Linked DNA regions of Homo sapiens: region 2 is linked to region 1. Evidence: chromatin loops called from intact Hi-C (ENCODE). Cell type or tissue: PC-3. All regions are shown on one strand.

Region 1 (8,000 bases):
TACAGACGGGATGCATCCCTGAGAGCCGGATTTTAGCTTTGTGCATCACTCAGATGCAAGCAGCTGTTTACCTAGAAGTGCATTTTCACTTCGTGTTTGTTGTCAGAGTGTTTATGAATGATCCATCCATTAGGCACTCCCATGATGTGGTCATCAACAAAGCTTCTAGGTCTCTGACCATTTTGCCAACCGTACAATCAGCTTTCACAATTTACACATAACTGAAGCCTGCTAACAACCCATGGGACCTAGAGAAACAGCTTTCTTGATAGCTCAGATGCAGAATGTGGGGATCTGGGTAATTTACATAGATGGGTGTCACCTGTGATGCCTCCTCCCTCCTAAGCCTCTGGCTCAATCCTACCTCAGGCTGTTGGCTCCTTGGAGTTCTTGGCCTGGACTACGACCATGCACCCAAACTGAAGAAAGAGAAGGCTTCGCTTCAACTTTCAACAATCGATTTTTATAGTGTCTAAAGCAACTCACTCAATTTACAGCCCTTTACTTGTTAAACAATCCATCATAAAAGAGGATTAAGGGATGGCCAGGTAGAGAGGTACTGGCTTTTTTTTTCTCCAAGTACATTAACGGTGCCCGTGTTAGGTAGTTCTCTCCAAGTATATTAATAGTACCTGTGTCAGGCAGGACCATTTCTGGTCCTGATCTTATCCGGGTCACCTTTCTTTGGTCCACATTTCAAACAGTGGCTAATAGGGAGCGCTGGGCTTCCCGGGAGTTGAATAAATAGTATTGACTTTCATTAGCTCACTAGCAACTGCTAGAGATGGAAGGTGTCTTACACCAAGATGTGTTTCTGCAGCGTAGCCTCAGGAAAGAATCAGATGGAGACACATTTCTAAATGCAAAATAAGAGATCCTGAATCAGAACATTTCCTCTCAGGAGAAATGTTCTCGATTTTGTGTGTGTGTGTGAGAGCAAAGCAGCCACTGCTGTCTGGGTGGCAGAAATGTCAAAAATGTATCGTTCGCTCTTCAGTTTCCTCGCTCAATGCCAGGTCATTAACTTTAACACTATCCAAGTGCTTGCACGACTGTATTTACCTTAAAGGATGTGCATGAGCCTATTGTTTAAAATGCAGCCTCCACGAGAAATCTGTGGAGAAATCTGTGGAGCTGAAGCTAGTCCGCTTCAAAGAAGGAGCCTTGAAATGTGCTAGCCAAGATTTGTGAAGCGGCTTCTCCATCTGGAGAATGGTAAAAGGGAAGAGGGGCATTTAGAAGGAAGAAAAAATGGGGAAAGGGCAGACTGGACGGGACCTTGTCTCCTGCAAGGCCATGATGGGTTGCGAATGATGAATTGCCCTTTAAGGGCAGCCTTGTTTAACAAAGACACAGCACATCTCTCGAGGAAGGTATTTAGCAAAGAGGAAAGCTGAGCAAGGATCCAAAGGAAATAAACCTGACCACAGCCCTTGTGCCAGTTATGCAAAGTAAGCCCAACGTCCCCATGCACCTGTAGGGGAATCTGGAACTGCTTTCAGGTATGCATTCCACTAAAAACATGTAAATCTCAAAGAAGCAAGCCATTGTTACAGTAATTTGTGTTTTCATGATGGTGCTTAGTCTAAGTCACTATCAATGTAATAGCTAAATAAATTAATCCAGAAACAACTGGCTCTAACACTGCCTGCTGGGATTACATGCACAGTGTAAATCCTTGTACTGTGGGTGCATTCCACCTCCCCACACGTGCATGAGAGGCCTTTTGGCCCCTCTCCAGCCCACAATCAGCCATGAATCTTTGCACTAGACACCAAGAGGGTTAGACAAAAACAACCAACCCAAATGCTGGATGGAAAGGGTCAGTGGTTTCCACAGAGGGTGGATGTCTTTCCACCCCCAGGAACTAGAGAAGACCAAGGCTTGAGGGAGAGCAGGGTTGGGAGGTGGGCAGGGAGATGGGCCATCCTGGCTAGTGAAGGAGAGGAAGAAGTGGGGAGGACTGGTCCTGGGTAGGGTGGAGGGTGGGCAAGGACCTTCCTTCAGGAGGCCCAGGCACTGCACAGAACACATGAAGGCTGCCAAGCTGTTGTTCAGTGAGTGTGGCCACCCCCAGGCAGCAAGCTGCTCAGCCCCTGAGTATCATTCAGGGATCTGAGCTGAGGCTCAGTTCTCCTCTCCCTCCCTTCCCCCAAGGAACCTCTGCCATGGAAGACCAAGAGGGTGGTTTGGGGAGGGGACAGCTATCTTGTGCAGGGCATGCTAGGAAAGCCTTGCTCCTGGGGGGTATAGACACGATTACTTTTCCCTCTGAGTGGTAAACCTGTTGCCTCTTTTACATGTGTGTCCACCTACCTATTGGGCTGAAAAACCTGGGACTGCCAGGGATCTCTGAGGTTTCTTTGGAGAGTCATGAAGTTAATTTGTATCTTCTCTTTTTTATTTAAGTTTGAGACACTGTCTCACTTTGTCACCCAGACTGGAGTTGAGATCATGGCTCACTGCAGCCTGGACCTCCCGGGCTTAGGTGATCCTCTTACCTCAGCCTTCTGAGTAGTTGGGACTACGGGCATGTGCTACCACGCCTGGCTAATTTTTGTATTTTTAGTAGGGATGGAGTTTTGTTGTGTTGTCCATGCTGATTTCAAACTCCTGGGCTCAAGCAATCCACCCACCTCAGCCTCCCAAAGTGCTGAGATTAGGGGTGTGAACCACCTAGCCCAGCCCCCAGCTCGTATCTTCTATAAGACATAATGGACACTATTGAACCAGGGGTAGGTGATGAGCTCAACACTCATAAAGAAGCTTGAGCCTCTAGCATAGTTGTTCTCCAACGTTAGTGTGCATCAGAAACACCTGGAGGGCTTACTAAAACACAGCTGGGCCCCATCTCAGAGTTCCAGGTTCAGTTAGTTGGTCTGCGGTAGGGCCAAGCAAGCTACATTTGGGACAAGTCCTGGGGGATGCTGATGCTGCTGGTCAGAGGACCACACTTTGAGAGCTATTGCTTTTCATGCCTCTTATGGGGGGCAAATGAAAACTTTCCGTCTCTTGAGTTCTTCACTGTGGTATTGAGATATTAACTACATGCTTAATCCCCTCTTGCAAAAGTATTTCACACAATGGAGACCATGCTTTTAGGGATCAAGGCTAAGCCCACCCCCTGCAGCTGAGATAGTTTGAAAATGATGTGTGAATGGTAATTATGCCTGGGGAACATTTGGCAGGAGAGTAGCAAGGGCTAAATTGGAAAAGGGTGGTCCCAGGGAGCCCCAAAAGCATCTCAGTCCCTGGGAGAGGCTGAGTGTCTAAAGAAGAGAGTTTCTTGGTACCCTCTTGGAAGATGCTGATAAAAAAAAATAAAAGTTCCATAAAGCACATGACAAGAGAGTAAGAATGCACCTGTCTGGTTCTGTTCACCTCATCAGCATCAATAAATATTTATTGACATCCTGAAATGTCTAGGATGCCAAAAGCAGAACCAAACATTCTAGAGACACGGATCTTGCCCTCCAAAGAAACCACAATCTGAAGAGAAAACCAAGAAACAGGAGAATTATCTTTGAGAGGCAAGGCAGGGATGCACTCCTCATGAAAGATGTAGTTAGTTTTCACAATGGCGGTGAGCCTGAAATGCGCACATAAATTAATGCTTTTGTAAACCGAGTTAGATTTTAAATGCATGAAAGGAGCCAACTGTTTAAAGGAAACTGGCAGAGAATCTTTCTGCAAAAAGAAGAATCACTTAGTCATGTGAATAGTCGTCATCTCATTTATGGATCTTATTAGCTTCAATTTTTCATTTTGGTAGATCTGAACAGACTGAAAACAAGTTCATAACAAGTAAAAGGAATTTTTCTGTATCCTTACTTTGGGAAAAGCAAATGACGAGTTTGTATCAAAGATTGTTAACTGTTTACTGTGTATTTAAGTGGGTCAATTCAGCCAATCCCTAAGATTACATATAGCTATAGTGTGGTTGAATCATGGATAGATCAACAGCCTGAGGTCATTTAAAAAATTTAAATGTCTCTATAATTGCCAAAGAATGCTGACTTGTGTTAAGTATATTTTCTTGGACTTTGAGTCATTGGAAGTTGGTAATTGAAACATGGTAAATATGATTACTCTCAGATGGGATTTCTCAACCTTCGTGCTAGTGACAGGCATTTGGGCCAGATAATTCTCTGATGTGAGGGGCTGTCCTGTATGTTGCAGGATGTCCAGCAGCATCCCTGGCTTCTACTCATTGGATGCTAGTAACACCAACCCAGGTGCAAAAATTGAAAATGTCCCCGTGCATTAGCACATGCCCCATGCGGGAGAGGGCAGCAAAATGGCCTCATCAAAGATGATTATTTATTGCTCTAAAATAACGGGAATATTCAGTCAGCATCCCTTCTTCTCAGATGATTCTGTATTGAGTTTTCTCAAAGCAAAGCTCACTTCCTCTTGAGTCGCACCCTGTGATTCATTGTTGATTACAAGTGGCAAAGAAACTATGCATTCATTTATTCACTCACAATACATGTATTCAGTGCCTGCTCTGTGCCTAGCTGTGGTGGTGAGCAAAATGATCAAGGTTCTTGCCCTCGAGGAGATTGTAGTCTAGTGGGAATGTCAGGTGGTCAACAAATGAACAAATTAATAACTAATTATATAAAATCACGTAACAGAAACAGGGGATAGAGATAGAAACTAATACAAAAGAGCCTATGTAGACAGAGTAACCTGAGAGGGGCCCCCTGAGGAGGTGCCATTTCAGCTACAGCCTGTAGGATGAGTAGGAGGTTGCCACGTGACCAGCTGGAGGGACTATAATTCATAAAAAGAAAGCTGGAGGTAGGTAGTACTGAACAAGGACTGTAAGAGGTAGCTTTCTGGGAAGTGGATATAGTCTCATTGCTCCAGTATTTGTTAGGGTTCTCCTGAAAAACTGAATATATATATATATATATATATATATATGCACACATATAATTATAAGGAATTGGCAAAGGAGATCATGGAGACTGAGAAATCCCACAATCTGCTGTCTGCAATCTGGAGACCCAGGAAAGCTGTTCATATAAATTCCAGTCTAAGTCCAAAGGCCTGAGAACCAGGAGTCCTGATGGTGTAAGTCCCGGTCCAAGAGCAAGAGAAGACTGATGTCCCAACTCAAGTCAGGCAGAGAGACAGAATTCAACCTTCTTCTGCCTTTTTGTCAATAAATATTCAGACCCTCACTTTGGGAAGGGCAAACTGCTTAAGTGAGTCCAATCAAGTTAACTGTTTAACTTGATTCAAATGCTAATCTCTTCCAGAAACGCCCTCACAGCCCAACCCAGAAATAATGTTTAACCAGATGTCCAGGCAGCCCATGGCCCAGTCAAGTTGACACATAAAATTAACAAAGTTAACCAAAGCAAAAGTTTGTCTTCTTTTTCTAGGGAAAGGGATGCATTCCACAGAGTCCTAGGATCCTGGGAGACAGGCCTGGAGTGGTGTGTTCCTTCTCTGACCCCAAGGTGATGTGTAAGATGAAAAGATGGCTTCAGATTTCATGGGGAATCGAGGCTTATATTAAAGATGAAAGTTGTGCCTCTTCACTAAGTAAGATGTAATTTGCTAGGGATTTGGTTGTCCAGGTTGTTACTTAAACGGATCTTACATAAAGTGGAAAACAAAATCCCTCCCATTTGTGCAAAAGGTAGTACTTTTGCCAGGGAGTGTAAACTAACATAAGCCAATCTCACCATGTGCACATATTTAGTTCTTCGTGGTAGTTACTGACGTTCATGTCCATCAGTAGTTGGAGGAGGTTGATAATTAGCTACTCTCCTGCAACTTTGCTACCAGGTTATAATAAAAGCACTTCTCAGACCAAACCCTGTGCCATATGCAGACACTTATTAGTAAGCAGACACTAGGCTCTAAAACTTGATGTTTAAGATCAACAAAATCCCAGCTGCCTGTCCTTGTAGGTGTCCTGACCACACCTCACATGGACCACTCACCCCAGGCAGTTATGACAGCACTCAAGAGGCAGGAGAGAGCTAATCTCACAATGATCATCAGGCAACCCAAATCCTCCAAACTATCAGCTGAATGAACGAATGTTTGGGGGATCAAGTCTCAAGTACCATCCCTGTGGGAGAAGGGGACAGCGTCTGCAAGCTGTTCAGATCCCCTTCAGGCAAGGATGAGGAGCTTCGGGAAAATATCTTAGCCAAACCTCTCATCTTGAATACTCACCAGTGAGAACTCACTTATTATATCCATTATGCTAAATAACGAGCCCTTTTTTTTCACCAATGAAAACCCATTTGGAACTTTCTTTGAGCTAATTAGCAAAGTCTCTAGTGATGATCAAAGTTCAGTGGTAAAGAAAGATGAAGACGCCCTTCTGGGAACAGCCTCAGGAGTGTGGCCTTTCTGATTAAATGCTGGAGTCCACTCTCAGAATGTAGATTCCTGGTCAGGACCGCGGACTGCCCCTCGAGTGTAGTTTAAGCCAATTGACATATACAAATCATCACGCTCCCTGTACTGCAGGATTTTAAAGTAAATTGCATGCATCAAAACAGGCAGACATAGCCTGAATCTGTCCTGGAAATGAGTATGGGAAAAGGAGGTCAGTAAATTTAACAATCTGATTAACCAAGAGCGATCACACAAGTCCTATTGAGCTCGTCCATTTTCAAAGAATTAAAGTCCAATTAACTATACTTTACCCAAACTCTAGAGCACCTCAGCCTTTTGGGGGCAGAGGCCAACACAGACTTTCAGCTTGGCTTGGGAATCTGTTGCAGCTACAGCTCCAGGTTAACAGCTTCCAGCCTTTTCCAAAAAGATGACTCCTAATTTAATGACCTCTATTGAAGGTCAGTTGTATTTTAGCGTCTATTAACTGAGAAAATAATAATGAAAAAATTGTTATGAATTCAGCACACTGTCTTTTATTAGTCACAATAGCATCATACACACTTCAGAAAGAGTGCAGGAGGTTAGATTCAAAAATAAGGGACCATCACAGAAAGCCAAACCACTAGGAAGGCCCCAGGTATGCTAGACACCTAGGCACTGTCTCTCCATAAGTCAGTCCAACACAGACAGCCTTCTCCCAGCACTAGAGCAGATGGCTTGCTTCTCACCCAAGCCCGAGATAAAATAGGTGTCTTGTATTTAGAGCCATACCGTAGGAATACTGTGTATCTTCAACACTGGGATCACGTGTTTCCCACAGGCAAGATGCTCATACTAAGAGGCCCTGAAAACCAAGCCCACTAAGATTAAACCAATCTGCATTTTTCATCTCATGCTCAGCATAAAGTGTAAGGTCACTGCATGAAATGACACGTGGAGGCTGGGCACGGTGGCTCACACCTGTAATCCCAGCACTTTGGGAGGCCGAGGTGGGCGGATCACGAGGTCAGGAGATCGAGACCATCCTGGCTAACATGGTGAAACCCCATCTCTACTAAAAAAATACAAAAAATTAGCCGGGTGTGGTGGCGGGTGCCTGTAGTCCCAGCTACTCGGGAGGCTGAGGCAGGAGAATGGCATGAACCCGGGAGGCGGAGCTTGCAGTGAGCGGAGATCACGCCACTGCACTCCGGCCTGGGCGACAGAACAAGACTCCATCTCAAAAACAAAAAAAAAAAAAAGAAATTACATGTGGAGAGGAGTACTCATATGTGTACAATACCCTCAACACAAAGTCATTGGAGTATGTATGGAGCCAAGGCCCCCTTGCAAATACTCCAGGGGACCCTGGCCTCGCATGACTTTGGGTCATTAGTTAACACACAGATAAGTCTGATGCAAGCAACAGAAAAGAGGAGTGTTCATGGACCCAGCACCTGAACACAGTGAGGGAGAATACCAACTGATTTCCCATTTCCTGTGGGAATGTTACCATCTCAATCATCATCGAAAGTATGCATTTAGCCCCCAAATGTGCATGGCCCTGTACATGCATCATACCCAGAAAGAATACAGTACTTTCATCAGTGATATGGCTTGAATATGTCCCCCAAAGTTTATGTGTTGGAAGC
Region 2 (8,000 bases), 68 kb after region 1:
AGGAGGCAGAAGTTGCAGTGAGCTGAGATTGCACCACTGCACTCCAGCCTGGGCGACAGAGCGAGACTCTGTCTCAAAAAAAAAAAAAAAAAAAAACCTTAAAACAATCCTGAGAGGTAGTTACTAGTATTATTCCCATTTTACAGAGAGGAGAATCAAGGCCCTGAGATGTTAAGTTACTTGGCCAAGGTCCGACAGCTGGTCAGTGGAGCAAAGAGGATTTCACTCAGGTCTGTCTGATTCCAAAGCCTTCTTCTCAAGATACTTTGCATGCACCTCTCCAGCACACTCAGCTGATTGTAGTTCATTTTATTATCACTTTTTAAAAGTCCTGTTTCCCTGCCTGACACTTCAGCTTCTTTTACCAACTACCCTGGATCCAGACCTTTTGTCCTCCAGAGGAAATAGATAAAAACTGTGTCTCATTCTCCTCTTGTGAAGCTGGTGCTGAAAACACTGAAGTTCCCTTGATGTGTCCCAGTTAGATCCTGCATGGAAATTCAGTGAGTCAGAGCCATGTGTCTCTTCTAGATAAAACCATGTCAGTTTGTGATCTGAGAACCACTCCCCTCATTTCTCAAAGGAACCCTGACTCCCACTCATCCCCACATCCCACAGCTGGGGGCTCCAGCTCACTGCCGCTCTTAACTCCTAAGACTGGGGCATATTTACAGCAATGAGGAGCATTTTCAGAACACAGTCGATGAAACGCGCATGTTGAAGAGCTCAGCTTCCCTTTCAAGTCCTCGCTGAGGCTGGTGCACAATTTTCAACAATCACGAGAAATGATGCTTTATGCTGGACAAAGAGAATTAGACAGTGAGACCTGCGTCTTTGTTCTCGCTCTTTCTCACCTCGCCCCTGGCAGTCAGAAACAATGCATTGTAAAAATGCTTGTCCAATTTTTCCAACAGGATCAATTTGCTGTACTTTTATTAAAAGAAAAAAAGGTGGGAGCATTGTCAAACATCCTCCCTCTCCTCTCCCTTCCCCTGCCTCCACCTCTCAGAATCCGTGCCCCTGCCAGGAGCTGCAGTCGCTGCAGCCCGTGGGTCGGACATGAGAAGCCGGGAGGCTCTGCATGCTGAGAGCCGCGTGCAGTTGGCACATTGCTGGACCAGGTTTCAAAGACATGCACGGTACCTCCCCCGTGTATGTTTCTACCCTGGCTATTTAAAGGAAGTCAAAGAGGGCAGCATTTGAAGTGACAGCAACAAAGAAAATGAGAAAGAAAAAGGAGGAGGAGGAGGAGCTGCCATCATCCCATCCAGAGATGGGATGACATGTTCCCTTTTTCTCATGTCCTCTAAAAGGTGGTAGCTGTATTGGTGAACTTCTGAAAGCAACAAGCCAGCTCTCATCCCAGTTTTGCCTCCCTTTTGGGTTTCCCTTTTCTCTCCTTCTGCCACCAGTTAAACTTCAAGAAAGGTCAAAAAGTTATTTCCCTAAAGCCAAAAAAAAAAAAAAAAAGATCTGAGCAACACCACGTGCCCTGCTTCTCTGTTTCTGTTCATCCCTTTGCAGATGCCCTGGATGGTCTCTGAGCACAGTCCTGTGGGTATAGGCTTACATCAAATTACTCAACACAGATATTTACCAAGTGCCTGCCAGGTGCCCAGTGCTGTTCCCAATGCTGGGGATATGTCAATGAGCAAAACACGCTAAACAAACATCCCTGCCCTCAGGAGGCTGACTTTCTGGTGTCGGGAGAAGGGGAATCAGCAATAAGCAAGACATATGACATGTCAGATGGGGACAAATCTTAGTGGAAAAGAGAGGGCAGAATAAGGGGACAGGGAACGGGGCCGGCCAGGAAAGATTCATGTGGAGGCAAGAGAGTAAGCCATCAGGTATCTGGGGGAAGAACATTCTAGACATCAAGACACAGGGAGCAGCCAGTGCAAAGGCCCTGGGGCAGGAGTGTGGGAAATGGGAAATGGCAAGGAGGCCAGAGTGTGGTAAACACAAACAGCACGTGGTATGAGCAGCAATGAGTAGGAGACCAGATGGGACAAGTGAGAGTGTTGTGGGCACCTGTCATGGAGGGCTTGTCAGCCACTGGAAGGGTTTTGGCTTCTATTCTGAGTGGAATTTTCTCTTTACCTTGTGAAATGAATGAGAAATTACCATAGGAGTCAGGGAGGGGCTCACGATGAGCTTCCTAAAAGTCTTCCAAAGTTCCTCGTGGCTGATAGGCTAAAGTAGAAGTTTCCAGTTTCCTCCGGTACCTGCTGTTTCCCTATGTAAGCCCTTAGTGCTGTGAAGTCTTCCACCTCTTCTAACAGGTCTTCTTCTATTTTCACTCCCTTAGCAAATTCACCCAGTCTTGGGTATTTATTGCGTCTCCATTCTAACAACTGCCCATTGTAAATACCTAGTCCAGACTCATCTTCTAAACTCCAGGCTCTTACAGCCAACTGTCTACTCAGTGCTCTACTGGGATTTCCAATAAATATCACACACACAAAATATCCAAAACTGAACTCATCGTTTTTCTCCACACCCAAAACCTGCCCTGCTCACAGTGTCTTCTTCTCAGAAGATGCTGACCACAGATTTCCAGCTGCACAGGCCTGGTCATCATCCTTCCTCCTTCTCTTTTGTATTTTTCCATGCTCCCTATGTGATCCATCAGCAAGTTCTGTTGGCTCTGCATTCAAAATACCAATGCACTGAGCACTTCTCACCACCTCCTCTGCTGCCCTGATCTGAGCCACCATTAGTGATTGTTGCTTTGAAAACTATAACTGCCTCCTAACAGAGTTAGGAGTTTTTACCTACTTAGACCCCCTCCTCAATATAGAAGCCAGAATGTCTCTTCTCTGCTCAAACTCTCCATAGCTCCCCATTCCACTTGGAGTAAAAGCTAAAGTCTCTAAATTTGCTGTTCACTTAGAACTTTTTGCAGTGATAGGAACGTTCTAGATGTACACTGTCCAGTATGGTAGCCACTGGCCACAGGTGGCTACTGAGCACTTAAAATATAACTCATGTGACTAAGGAACTACATTTGCAATTTTGTTTCACGTTAATTAATTTAAATGAAAATAGTCACATGAGGCAGTGGCCGCCATATTGGACAGTGCAGGCCTACAATGCCCAACATGAGTGGGTCCCTTCATAACGCTTTGACCTTTTCTTTTCTCCCCTACCTCTTATAGTTACCCCACATCACCAACGCTGACCTCTCACTGTTTGTTCCTCAAAAGCACAGGCTCTACACTCTGTTGTCTGCTCCTTCTTCCCGGAGGGTCCTTCTTCAGCATGTTTAACATCTCACCTCCTTCAGCGCTTGCCTTTTCAGTTCATCCCAACCACGTCCCACCCCCATCTACTCCCAACCCCACTGTTCTGGCTCTACTTTTTTCTTTCTCACTGCACCTCTCCCCCTCTAAGAGGTTACATAATCTACTTATTCGTTAGGTCTGTTGTTCTATTATGTCTGTTTGCTAGAACACCAGCTCCACCAAGGTGAACATCTTTATCTGTCTAGTTCACTGCATGTCCCCAGCACTTTAAAGAATTCAGCCACAAAGAAGGTACTCTGTAAAAAATGTGCACTAATGACCATGACTTTGACAAATGCTAACCTTGGCAGGAGGGTGATATTCTAGGTGACGGAGACTGCCCGCAACTCCTCTCCGTAAATTACCTGGCGGAGGATTCCAGTCCTCCGTGGGTTGATAAGAGATGCAGAGCTTTGTACTGACAGCTGGAGAGACTTTGGCAGAAATAAATTCTTTGCTGTAGACATGAAGGATCGGGCGTGTTCTGCTCTCTTCCGGGAACTACCATATTGGATTGTCAATTCCCATTCATATGTCTGTCTTCTGCATTTAGTGACTAGCTCCTCGACAGGAACCCCATCCTACTGAAGCAAGAACCTCTAATGCCTAATTCAGTATATGACACTTTGTGGTTGCTCAAAAAGATGTTTGAGGAATGACTGATTAAGTCATGCTTAGAACTGGCTACATAATTTGCAGGGGTCCCAGTGCAAAATCAAAACATAAGGCCCCTTGTTCAAACATTATTAGGAATTTCAAGGCAGCCACAGCAGAGCATTAAACCAAGCATGGTGCTCTTCTGTTTTGGCAGAGGGGATGCCGTGCATAGGTCACTCATCCATGAAGCCTGTCCTGGTCACCTGTGACATTCTGTGAATTCCCAAGGCACACTACACATGTTAAGTCAGGTGTCCAGGTCTATGACTTAGCAATAGAAAAGGCATCACGTTCAACGCAGATGAGTGACGCAGACAGGTTCTGAGGGCTGGCAGCAACCTTCTTCTCTCCTGCTGTTGTCTCAGTGAACCACAATCACCCCCAGTCCCCAGATGACTAGCACTGATCATATGCAGGACAGAGTATGCAGTCCATTAGGATGTCATGGCCTGTTTGCTTCTCTGAGCACCTGATGGACTGACAGCTCCTGGAGGACAAGGACCAGGCCTCTGAAGCCCCAGGGCCTTGAGCAGCCCCTGGACCATCTTCAGCTCTTAATGATTGTTAAATGACTGGAAGATACATTAATTAAGCTCAGAAAGCAACTTTGGCTTCTTATAGCTTATGATAGGCTTTTTCAAGTCTATCTTCTGAATTAACTTCCATGAGAATACTCATATATATATATATATATATTTTAAACCCTGAAACTAAAGTTATGCTGAACTTCCATTAGCATTATCTGGAACTGGACTTCCCAGTATGTTGTTCCGGGCAGCAGCGGCAGCGGCAGCAGCAGCAGCAGCAGCACCTGGGAACTTGTGAGAAACTCAGATTCTCATGCCCTACCCTGGACCTGCTGAATCAGAAACCCTGGGCGTGAGGCCAGCGACATTTTACAAGTCCTCCAGGTGATTCTGAGGCCCCTCAAGTCTTGAGAGTATTTGTGTCCTAAGGAACAGAGTTTGGAAAGCAGTGACTTATGCTGTTCTCATCAGATACGTTTGGATTTTAACACAAATTAATTGTTTGCAGCTGCAACCCTCAAATGTCTCAGAGGATTAAAATTTTTTGGTGCAATTTTACATAGTGAGTCAAAATCCCATAAAGCTGGCTCATGATGGGGGCATTTATTCAACTCAGCAAGAAGGACATTTGGGTGAGAATGAGAAATAATGGTGTATGCTCACATTAAATATACTTTTTTTAACAAAAAAGAAATTGTTGAAATAAAGCAAAAAGGAGAGTTGGGAGGATAGATGTGTATGGTAAAGGCAACACTGGACCCGTAGCCAGAAGATCTAAGTTAAGTAAGCTTGAGCAAGTCAAGTAACCTTCTGAGCCTTAATTTCTTCACCTAAGAAATTGAGAGACTACCCAGGGCTGCCATGTAGGGTTGAGCAGGTTGTGCACTACACAAGGGAACCCAGCTGAGGAGCAAGTGGGAGCTGAAGTCCAGCTGAGCTAGGCTTTGTCCCCCTGCAGGGGAAGGGACATCTTTCTAATTGACTTAGAAATGCCTTACAAACCAGATGAGGTTCTGACAATACTCCTGCCCACCTCACAGAGTTGCAAGGATCAGAAAAGATGATGATTTAGAAAGCCTCATTTGAAAATTACAAGGTGTTATACAAAGAGAAGATTGGATATGATTTGGATTGCGGCTTTGGCAATATACTTATACTTTTGACCATTTCACTCAGGCTGACCAAATGCCTGATATGCTAATTGGACACAAATCACTACCCATCTACCAAGGCTTGTGCTTTAAAATTGGGGCTCAGAGAAATCAGCAAGACTTTTAGCTGCAGGAACAGGGACTGTCATAGAAGCTCACTATGCCCTTGGAGGTTTTGCTGCTGTATGAGATCGTCACAGAGGACCTGCTGAAACCCCTAACCGTCTATAGCTGTTGCAGCTACACCTTCTCAACCAGCAGGCTTGGGTGCCCAGAAGTAGCTCTGTGGGGACTCAGCTTGTTGCTGCTGGGTTAACCTGGTGGGGTGCACCCGATAGGAAAAGGGTCAGAAGCACCAGAGGCCACAGACACTTGGAGGTGAGCCAGGCCTGGAATTCCATTTATTTTGTGCCTAAGAGGAAAGAAGACCTGTCCTGAAATTTCCATTTGGGGGCTGAAACTTTCTTGTTAGGACACTACAAAAATCCCTGTTGGCCTGATTTCATAAGTGTCAGTACCTAAAACTGAGCACCGAAAGCACTTCCCATAAAAGCAAAAGTGGTCTTGTTCATTGCCGCCTTGTGGCAGTTTAGCCCTACAGCACCAGCCAAGGTGAGCTGGCCCCTGCTCCCCGACACGTGGGTCATTTATAGGATCACCCTTCTCAGGAATGCCACATCTGTTTTCTTTTCACCAGTCTTTCTTTTGGGAACTCATGCACCATTAGCTTGTCTCATTGAGCTGTTTGGGTGAACTTGGCCAATCAGTCAAGTCTTTCTCTGGTCCCCATTTCTCTTTTCTACCTCAACCCACCCTCCTTGAATTACATAACCTTTAAGATTCTTGCAACCGTGAAATGTTTTGGCTCTTCCAAACGTGATCTGGGCTTCCCAAGTAATATATTAAAAGAAAGGTTTTATTTTGTATTGTTTTGTTTTGCAAATCAAAAAATAAATCTCAAGTCTCTCCCGAATGGGCCCCAGTGCTCTGCAAGAACAGCTCCCCAAGGGATTTCTGCACCATGAGATAAGGTGGCTGGCTGCCAGAGGGGCCACTGGATCTTCAAAGGCTGCCTAATTAAGTTCCAGCCAGCAGTCTACCTCTGTGGGCCAGGGGCTCTTGGGAGATAAGACACGAGACACATCCAGAGATGGAGGATGGAGCTTTGCTCCAGTAATGAAATAAATCAAGAGCAGCCCACCTCGTTTGCAAATGGAAATCATTCTAACAGGAGGCCTGCAGTCATCTGAGAGAGCAAGGGAGAGTCTCCATTGGATTGGAGGCCCCTGGCCTTCCTGCCCACTCTCCAGGGCTCTGATGGGGTACAATTATGGTGTTAACTGGGATGGGAAGATAAGGCAAGATGTCATTAATGGAGGAGAGCATGTTTTCTTAATTCCAGAAGCTAATCCCCAGTGACTCACTCCTCTCGAGCCTCCCACAGGGATGTGGAGGCATTAAAGGTGCATTGTTTATTCATGTGACCTAAGTATTTTGCTGCTTTCCTTAGACTTCTGATTACATTCTGTGGTCTTCCTGCTGCCAAAATGGTATAGCAGCATTTTGCTATAATTTTATAGCAGGATTGTTCTCCTTTTTTGCACTTTGAATAAAAGAGTTCCCAGGGCTTCGACTATCCTTCAAGTTTCAATTTTTTTTGTAAATCCTAAGCAGAGCCACCACCTGAGAGATCACAAGATTTGCTCAACTTAGAAGACAGGTAAATTGAAAGTTATAAAACAAGGAATCTGGCCACCTCAACTCCTGTACTAACTGCAGAGTATATATTTTTTCTCATTGAACCTACCTGGATTATAATAGTAGAGTTTTCTTTAATAGACTTCAAAGTATGGGTTCAGACACAGAGTAACTCTCAAACTTTGAATTGCAAAGGCTTTCACTGCAAACCTTCATGAGATGTACATATACCCCTTATGGAAAATGATATCAAAATCCACTGCAGCAGTGATCCTTACCTGATGGTTTCTTTGGTGTCACCCGCCCTCCAACTCGCTCATCTCCAAAATAAACTAAATTCATGATTTTTTTTTTTTTTTTTTTTTTTGAGATGGAATCTCGCTCTTGTCACCCAGGCTGGAGTGCAATGGCACAATCTTGGCTCACCGCAACCTCCACCTCCCAGGTCCAACTGATTCTCCTGCCTCAGCCTCCCGAGTAGCTGGGATTACAGGTTTGAGCCACCTTGCCCGGCTAATTTTGTATTTTTAGTAGAGATGGGGTTTCTCCATGTTGGTCAGGCTGGTCTCAAAACTCCTAACCTCAGGTGATCTGCCCTCCTTGGCCTCCCAAAGTGTTGGGATTACAGGCGTGAGCCACCGCGTCCGGCCCGATTCTTTTTTCTGCTCTATTGGTGCTCG

The links. Peaks named below come from ENCODE experiments on the same cell type or tissue, not always from the same donor. Only the 100,000 strongest peaks of a DNase experiment are listed, where the experiment ranks them.
Region 2: it touches region 1 in a loop (4-fold over the local background); 2 of 110 quality-filtered maps call a loop at or near these places.

The regions. Positions count from the first base shown.
Region 1 is chr1:14,368,298-14,376,297 of GRCh38, forward strand. All of the region lies in intron 3 of KAZN-AS1 (KAZN antisense RNA 1), which reads right to left. It also overlaps a transcript of KAZN not described here. Among named protein-coding and RNA genes, the nearest start is that of KAZN-AS1, 48 kb to the right of the region's middle. RefSeq lists enhancers at 1,748-2,426, 4,592-5,457. In PC-3, no CTCF peak of the experiment used is centred here; DNase peaks (open chromatin) are centred at 3,974 and 4,424; H3K4me3 peaks cover 552 bases; H3K27ac peaks cover 2,732 bases.
Region 2 is chr1:14,436,643-14,444,642 of GRCh38, forward strand. It overlaps a transcript of KAZN not described here. Among named protein-coding and RNA genes, the nearest start is that of KAZN-AS1, 21 kb to the left of the region's middle. RefSeq lists a silencer at 526-627. In PC-3, no CTCF peak of the experiment used is centred here; DNase peaks (open chromatin) are centred at 4,299, 4,929 and 7,069; H3K27ac peaks cover 4,198 bases.